Linked DNA regions of Homo sapiens: regions 2 and 3 are each linked to region 1. A link is a contact called in ENCODE Hi-C or POLR2A ChIA-PET data. All regions are on one chromosome and are shown on one strand. Each heading gives the region's core, a stretch centred on a gene start or an enhancer-like site at or near the end of the contact. The rest is flanking DNA. Distances are from core to core; before and after follow the strand shown. Region 1 holds the start of DTNB (dystrobrevin beta). Region 2 holds the start of ADCY3 (adenylate cyclase 3). Region 3 holds the start of SELENOI (selenoprotein I).

Region 1 (2,599 bases), core at 66-2,565:
GCGTACACCACCACGCCCGGCTAATTTTTGTATTTTTAGTAGAGACAGAGTTTCGCCATGTTGGCCAGGCTGGTCTCGAACCCCTGACCTCAAGTGATCCGTCTGCCTCAGCCTCCCAAAGTGCTGGGATTACAGGCGTGAGCCTCCGCGGCAGGCCAGAAAATGCTCATCTTTTGAGGAACCTATTTGTTCCCATTTAACAAAGTTGGTTATCAGCATTTCCTTCACCATAGGAGTTTAAAAATAAAAAGAGGAGAGGAGGAGGAAGAGGGTGTTCTAAAGGCAGGCAGGCAGGCAGGCAGGCAGCAGCAGGAGGTGGCACGATCTGCCTTACCGTAAGGTGCCAAAAAGCAGTGAAAACCATACTCCCAGCATGCAGGCCTGGGGTCGCTTAGCTCTGGAGCTTACAGCCTTCATCATTGACCAATAGCCCCCAAAGGACGTTGCTGTTTTGAGTCTTAAGTAACGTTGAGAATGACCATTTGAACCATTCAAAAAGTCCTTGCTATATTCTAATTTGGCACCATCTCCTGTATTTCACAGTTTGGAAAGAATTCTATAAAAGATGGATAACAGTAAAACACAAAAAAGCTGGTGCTGAGATGGTAAACCTGGCTGCCCCGGCTCCTTTGCCCAAACTGTTTTCCCAGCCCTAATGTCCTCCCTTTTTCCTCCTAGGACTTCTTTTTCTTCCTTCGAGGTTGACCATAAATGCCGCCTCTAGCCCTCTGCGGCGTCCAAGCAGAAGTCGTCTCTAGCTTCTGTGCCAGCATCGCACCGTGGCTTGGCTCTGCACGGGTCATCGGACTTGGTTGTGTACATGGCTGTTTTCCCCGCTAAGTTTGGGGCGCCTCGAGCCCAGGCGCCGTGACCGTGATCGTGCGCCCACAGGCACCTGGTGCAGCGCGGGGCGCACGCCGCGGCTGGGCTAGCTTGCGGAGTTCACGGGGGTCACTCGGGCACAGGCTTGTGACCCAGGCGCGGAGAATGATTCACGGGGTGGCTCTTTGCATTCTTTGTCGGGTAGTCACGTCGGGCCGGGCACCCCGCCGACGGATACCTGCGGATGGAAAGACACCCGGCCCGACGCCAGCGAGCGGGAGAAGCCTGGATGGAGCCAGCTTCCCGCCTGCCCGGAACCCGCCGGCGACCGGTGGGCGGGGCGCGGCCGCGGGGGCGGGGTGGAGGGGGGTTGCTCGGCCGCTCCCGCCCCCTCCCCGCGCGCGGAAGCCACGCCCCCGGCCGCGCGCTCGCGCTGGGCGCGCGCCCGCCCATCCGCCCTCCGCCCTCCGCCCTCGCGCCCTCGCGCCGGGGGCGGGCGCTGCGCGTGCCGGGCGGAGAAGCGGCGCGAGCCGGGCGCTGCGAACGTTCGCCGCGGGGGTGGCTCCGGGGCCTGAGTAGGCGCTGCCGCTGCCTCAGCCGAGGGGGCTGGGCCGGAGCGTGCGGAGGAGTGAGGCCGCAGGAGACCTTCCCGACGACCCCTGCTCCGGCGGGGAAGTGAGCAAGGTGGGGGTCTGCGGCCGCCGCCGGGGCTGTGGGGAGACGAGCTGGGCTGGAGCCTCGCGCCCGCGAGGTGCGGGACGGCAGCTCGCGCTGCGCCGGGACTGGGGACCCGGGAGCCTGCGGGTGCGGCGCTGCAGGAGTCGGGGAGGGCGCGGGGAGCCGGGGCCGCTGCACCGCGCGCGGCTGCGAGGTGGGACGGCGCGGCTAGCCCCGGAGGGACAGGCAGAGGGGATGCGGCGGATCCCGGGCCGGGAGGGGTATCGGGGTCCGGAACGCGCCGGGGCACGGGCGCGAGCGGGGGCCCGGCGCCGGGCTGATGCTGCCCGAGCCCGGCTCGCCTGGAGGCGGCTCTGCGTTAGGTGCTGAAGGGGCGAGTGAGGCAGGTCCTGGCAGAGGGCAGGTGAGGCGGGCAGGCCCTGGCAGAGGGAAGGGTATTTATTTCAGATCACCCCAAATCACTGTTTCCCGAGGCGCCTAATAGCGAACCTGTCCAGGAGGTCACCCTGGACAGGAAAGAAGTGTCCCGAGACGAGGATGCCGGTGACGAATACTTGCCCTTAAATTCCTGTGCCAGGCCTTGGGATTAGGAAGACCTTCCAGCTACCGTAGGTAGAGACCCGTAGTCAGCACTGGGGCCACGAAATAGTATGGAACACCGTCATGTTATTGAGGTGCTGACAGTGTGGCTGTGAAGATATGCACATGAAATACAAAGGAGCGTCGAATTTTATGTCGCATGCCCTATTTACTTTCGGTCTCTTTTGTCTTTTCCCAGTATTGGGAAATTGGAGCCATAAATTGCGTGGTTTTGGGGATAAAGCAGAAAGGTCAAAAGAAGCCTATGGGAGAAATTTGGGAGAGTTTTGAAGGCTCCTACGGGTAACATTTAAAGGGGGCTCTTAGATGGGGAAAAAAGACGTTTGGAAAGAAAGGAAGTTTCCTTCCTTCCCATCTAGAAATAAGCTCCATGACTATTGACTGCTAAATCTTCAGAATGTTGCCTGGCTCACAGCGGTTGAGCCATAAGTGTCTATTGCATGAATGAATGGACAAGCAAGGTTTGGCCACATTTGCCATGGAGCAGTGTCAGTCACTC
Region 2 (2,599 bases), core at 51-2,550, 750 kb after region 1:
ACAACACTGCACTCCAGCCTGGGTGACAGAGTGAGACTCAGTCTCGAAAAAATAAAAAATAGAAATAAAATAAAACAATGGGGCAAAGTTTTGCTTTATTTAAATTACCAAACTCCTATATCTGATGTTAGGTCCCCTACCTTTGGAATCAAAGCCCTGCGAAGTATGGGCTGAAGGTGGCGCCTTTTCAGACAGAGTGTGAGGGAACGGTAGAAACAGCAGTGGCAGGATCGATTCTCTAATGGATCCATTCCCCGAGGGATGCAAGGTGATGCCTGAGGTTCTGGAAGGGGTGCCCGCGGATAACTCTCAGGGGCATGGGGTGGCAGCTCCATCCAGGGTCTGGATAGCCAAGTTTCTCTCCCCTCTGTTCATTCCTTCAGCTCTCCCCAGGGGAGATGACCCCCTATTGCTGCTGGCTGTCCTCAGCACTTACCTTCCCACACATGCTTTTGTCCCTTTTGTCCCAAAACATTCTATCTCTTTCCTCTTCCTTTATTTAAATTCCCAAAGCCTGTAGTTGATCTTAGCACGGTGTTCTGTCAAATGCAAGGAAAATAATTTATACTATGGTGTAAGAGACTGATAGGTTTAACTATTCAAAGGAGCATTCGCATCTTTAAGGGACAGTTTGTGAACTCAAACACATCTCAAACGGGTAGAATGTGCACGGGAAATCTCTTCGAAGCAGGGTCTCAGGAACTCTTCCAGTTCCACGTGTGTAGTGCCCACCGGGCCACCGCCACCCGCCTCCTGGGAGCAGGACAGGGCTCCGCTGCCGAGCCCCTCTGCGGAAAGCTCAGGCCCGGCGCTCCGGAGTCTGGGCTCCCGGGGTGGGCGGGGATACTTAGGCCCCACGTGCCCCGCGGCGGAGCGGTCCCCAAACCTGAGCCCTGGCCTCTGCCGGCCCGGAAGGAAGCCGCGGCGGAGGAGGGGGCGGCGGGGTGCCCCGAGCGCGCCTCACCTGCGGGCGGGCGCGTCCCGGGCTTCCATCCTCCTAGACCGGGCCTCCTCGCTGGAAGGGGTGGATTCGCCCCAGCCCTGCCGCCCACCGCCCACCGCCCACGCCCGCGCCCGCGCCCGCGCTTCCACGCAGCCATCGCCCCAGCCCGCCGCCCGCGCCGGATCGGGGGCCGCCCGGGCCCCTCCACCTCTCGCCCGCGCGGGTCCTGGGACCGCCGCCCGGCGCCTCCCTCGCCGCCCCACTCCGGAACGCGCCGCCGAGAGGGCGGAGACTGGGGCGAGGGAGGGGCCGCCCCGCCCGCCTCCCGCCTCCCGCCTCCCGCCTCCCGGGGCCTGGAGCGCGCGTGGCCCCGGAGCCGCCGGCGCCGCGCGGGGAATAGCTGTGCAGCACGCCGAGCCCGGACTCGGCTGGCTCGGCTCGGCGCGGGCGGGCGAGAGGATGCTGGCGGGCTTCCCCGGGCTCGGCCCGCGCTCCCGCCGGGGAGGGCCCCGCGCGCGCCCCTAGCAGCCGCCGCCGCCGCGGGTGCAGGGGAGGGGTCCGGAGAGCCGCGCTCGCCGCCGCCCGCGCCTGCCGGCCCCCGCACGGCCCCTGCCCCTGAGCCTCAGCCCCAGGGCGGGCGCGCTGGGCCGGCGCCCACGGATCTCCCAGCCCTCGTCGCCGCCTCCTCCTTCCCCCTGCGGCCGGGCGCCCGCGGATGCTGAGGGGCAGCCCTGCGCCTCTCCCGGTCGGATCCCGGGCCTGACGGCGGGAGATCGCGCTCCGGCCGGGCCCCGAGGCGCTGCCGGGGCGGCGCGGCTCTGCGGGGAGCAGCCCTCGGGCGCGCCGAGCTCTCCCGCCCCAGCCCGCGCGGGGACCGTCCCGGAGCACGCGGTGGCCGAGTTCCCGCACAGGTAAACGCAGGGGCAGGGCCAGGCTTCCGGGGGGGAAGACAGCGCCCCGAGCGTGGGAAGGGGGCCGGATCGGAGCCCGAGCCTCCAAGGGTTTGGTGGAAAAAGGAAGTAAACAGAAGGAAGGCTCAGGAATCCCCCACGATGGTCCTGATTTCTTTCCGGCACATTTTATTTACAGCTTCTAAGGACTGGGCCTGGAGGGAATTTAGGTGAGGAAGTCGGGGACTGAGAAAGAAGAGATGACAGAGAGAAACCGGTTACCAGGGATGGAAAGGCGGCTAGGCCCTTCCACAAGCCAGGGACAGGAAATTGAGTGTCTGGCGTGGACAGGACTAAGTGTGCCTGCGGTGGGCGGTGGTGTGAGCCGGGGGTGGCAGGGAAGGCCCTGGGTTGGGAGGCTCTTGCAGCAGAGATCCTTTTATGAGGGTTAGGGCGGGTCATGGGGAAACCGCAAGGTAGGAGGGAAGAGGTGCTTCTACTCAGCAATGCCCTTTTCAGTTCTAGCTGATCAGTGCTACCTGTGCTCTGGAAACCCGCTCTGCGTTCCTGCTGGAGGTGGCCTCCCCTCCGCCCCAGACAAGAAGAGGCCCTCAGCCCTCCCCCGGTCTCAGAGAGCCCTGAGAGGAGGCCCAGTCCAGAGCTCTTCCTCCGTTCCCAGTCCACTTCTCTAGGGCCAGTAGCAGACACCAGCCAGTATGCCGAGGAACCAGGGCTTCTCCGAGCCCGAATACTCGGCCGAGTACTC
Region 3 (2,599 bases), core at 71-2,570, 670 kb before region 1:
CTAAGGACCCTTGCTTTTTTTTTTTTTAACTCGAGTTAAACAAAATCCATTATGACTTTTTCAGTTATTCATTCATTCCACAAATGCTTACTGGGTGCCTAGTATGCACATAGCACTGTGCTTAAGCCATGATGGTCCACAAGAAAACTCTAATGAGTTGGGCATTATATTCTAATGGCGAGACACGCTAAAGCAGCAATTCCATAAACGAACAGAGCGCACATTTAAGGGGGAAAGGGGCACGTAGGGAGGGCTTCTTTGAGGAAGCAATATTTAAGCTAAGATGTGAAGATGAACGGGTAACAACAAGGATGAAGGGTTAAAGCCCATATTTCAGGCTTGGTCGACTGGATGGTTAGAGTCATTCATTGGTAAAGGAACTGCGGATGGGAACCAGATTTGGAGGAAAGTTAACCACCCGCATTTATTTACTGGGGTCCTAGTATGTTGCCAAGCGCTTCACAAATTCCTCTAATCATTTTGCACAGCAGAAGCTATTACTTTCAGTTTCATACACAAAAGAGAGGCTGAGCGGGGTTAAAATGACGTGCCCAAGACGAAATAAAGAAATCTGACTTTTGTAATCAGGTTTGTATGTGCTCGAAAGCCCGCGCTCTTTCCACTCCACAGCTCCTTCCTGTGCACCTCCCTTTCATCTGGTGGCCCTAGCGCCACAAGCTGCCGCTTAGGAAGTCCCTGCCGGGAGCAGAAGTGGAGACATCAGCAGGATGGCATCGGCAAGTCGCTCCCCTCCCGGGCCTCATCTGCCAAACGATCATCTCCTCCTCCGAAGTTGTATGCATGACAGGCGAGTGGAAACTTCACTAAAATGAAGGCGATTGACACAACAGAAGGAACTCCATCCTTTCGGGGGCTTACGAAAATAATAAGTTTAAAAAAAATAGGAAGGGAATTCCCTCGCTCCATGATCACTGAGCGCTCTCCTAAGGAAAAGGAAATCTCCCGGGGGGTGCCGACTACGGGCGGCGGGCTTAGGATGCTCCCACGCTCCCCGACCCCCAATCCCCAGGACCCGCAGGACCTCCGGAGGAACGCCCGCCAGCCCGCCCGGAGCCACGCGGCACAAGGTGACACGGACCGCGCCGCGCGGGCCCCTCAGCCGCCTGGGCGAGGCCGGGAGCAGGGAGAGGGGCATCCGCCGGCCCGCGGTACCTTGTACTTATCAAAGCCAGCCAGCTGCTCCGGGCTCACGTATTCGTAGCCAGCCATGACGACCCGAAAACTGAGCGCCCACTCGGCAGCGACTCCCGGCTACAAGGCTGTGACACACAAGCACCACACCGGCTGGGCAAGGATGGCAAAGACTGGGCTGCCCGAGAAGGTAGGAGAGCCGCGCTCCGCCCACCGCGCACGCGTAGCCGCCTCGGCCCCTTCGGCCGCCTCTCAGTGCGCAAGCGCAGCCCACGCTTCTCCCCGCCCATCGAGGGGGGGTTGCTAGCCCGCTCGAGCGGCCCGTCCCCCGACACTGCTGTTGTCCAATCGGCGTGGATCAGGCAACACTAAGTCCCGCCTTCCAGCTCTCTTCGTCGCTTCATTTGCTAGCGTCAAAATTGGTGAGCTGAGGTAAGGCAAGAGAGGGGGTGAAAGGTCAATTTCCCAGCGGGCTTTGCTCCCGGTCCCGGGGGAAGGTGGGATTTCTGTGGTATCCGCACTTGCGTGGTGATCTGGGGTATACCGTTTTAGTCTTGGGGGTAGAGTGACTGCTTGCGAACCAGTTCAGCAGTGCCTCAGGTAAGAGGACTTAGTTCTCCCGCTGCAGCGAAGTAAAAGAGGAAGGAGGTCTGTACCGCGAGCCGCTCCCAGCTCCTGGTGCGGTGCGCTGCGTGCCGTAGAAATTTAGTAAACGTGGTTAGATGTAGAGAAGGCCGAGCTGCTGCCGGGGCCACGGGAGTCTTTGTGCGGTCAGCAGAGGGACTTGAAAGACAGGTGAAAGGACATTGGAGACAAGCCCCTCAGGTCTATGTTGCTTAGGAACCTTGGACCGCCTCATCGCACTCCGCTCTATCAAACCGTTCCAAATTAAGATTGCTGGTGTCTCCCGACCAGATAAAAGCAGTGATCTCTCAGTCTCGACGAGTCCTTAAATGCGTTTGCAAGAGGTGTTTTACATAACTGGAGCCCAGTTAATTGTAAAACAAACAAACAAACAAAAAACACTAGATCAATGGCTAGTGAGTATCTACTAATAAAATTTTATAATAGTTGCTGCTTTTTATTGAGCGCCTTCTGTGGGGAGAACTTCACATACATTATCAACCCCATAACAACACTGAAGTGAAAGGCATTATCCCCTTTTTCAGATTAGGCAGCCTGCCCAGAGTCACTTAGTTACGAAGCTCGGAAATGATCGACCCAACATGAAATGAGTTCTGTGTTATGGGAAACCACTACTTCAGGGAGCCTTTCAGTCTCTCTGGGTCTCTGAAATAAGGGCGATTATTTTGAGATACTTTTATGTTCATTCGTTTAACAACTATTTATTGGGGACCCGAGATATGCCAAACACAGTATTATTACTACATGTCTAATCTCCCCTCCTAAAGCATGATTCTTAGAAAGTAATAGATAATCTTATACC

Evidence for each region. Hi-C counts contacts between places; a loop is a spot of excess contacts on that map. ChIA-PET counts read pairs that join two places held with the same protein, here RNA polymerase II (POLR2A). Pooled maps may share reads with other maps.
Region 2: a pooled map shows a loop between it and region 1 (11-fold over the local background). The contact joins the promoter of ADCY3 here to the promoter of DTNB in region 1. A Hi-C loop is called at or near these places in 7 of 50 pooled maps. POLR2A ChIA-PET finds 5 or more read pairs at or near these places in 2 of 52 experiments (Panc1 and WTC11).
Region 3: a map of CD4-positive, alpha-beta T cell shows a loop between it and region 1 (2.8-fold over the local background). The contact joins the promoter of SELENOI here to the promoter of DTNB in region 1. A Hi-C loop is called at or near these places in 3 of 168 maps with a recorded cell type or tissue (CD4-positive, alpha-beta T cell and naive thymus-derived CD4-positive, alpha-beta T cell) and 7 of 50 pooled maps. POLR2A ChIA-PET finds 5 or more read pairs at or near these places in 3 of 52 experiments (B cell, T-cell and activated CD8-positive, alpha-beta memory T cell).

Annotation. Positions count from the first base shown.
Region 1 is chr2:25,672,293-25,674,891 of GRCh38, reverse strand. DTNB (dystrobrevin beta) reads left to right here and starts at 1,315. Exons shown (of 21, transcript NM_021907.5): 1 at 1,315-1,506. RefSeq lists silencers at 1,278-1,572, 937-1,866.
Region 2 is chr2:24,918,938-24,921,536 of GRCh38, reverse strand. ADCY3 (adenylate cyclase 3) reads left to right here and starts at 1,300. Exons shown (of 22, transcript NM_004036.5): 1 at 1,300-1,854; 2 at 2,353-2,599. The coding sequence starts at 2,550. LOC124907742 (a long non-coding RNA gene) reads right to left here and starts at 1,193. Exons shown (of 2, transcript XR_007086246.1): 1 at 965-1,193; 2 at 79-539. RefSeq lists silencers at 746-835, 846-1,055, 1,096-1,155, 1,186-1,915.
Region 3 is chr2:26,344,864-26,347,462 of GRCh38, reverse strand. It overlaps SELENOI (selenoprotein I), which reads right to left and starts at 1,320. Exons shown (of 10, transcript NM_033505.4): 1 at 1,174-1,320. The coding sequence starts at 1,230. ADGRF3 (adhesion G protein-coupled receptor F3) reads left to right here and starts at 674. Exons shown (of 14, transcript NM_001321971.2): 1 at 674-1,342. The coding sequence starts at 1,229. RefSeq lists enhancers at 416-515, 628-1,395, 1,716-1,855 and silencers at 1,056-1,105, 1,166-1,225, 1,276-1,505.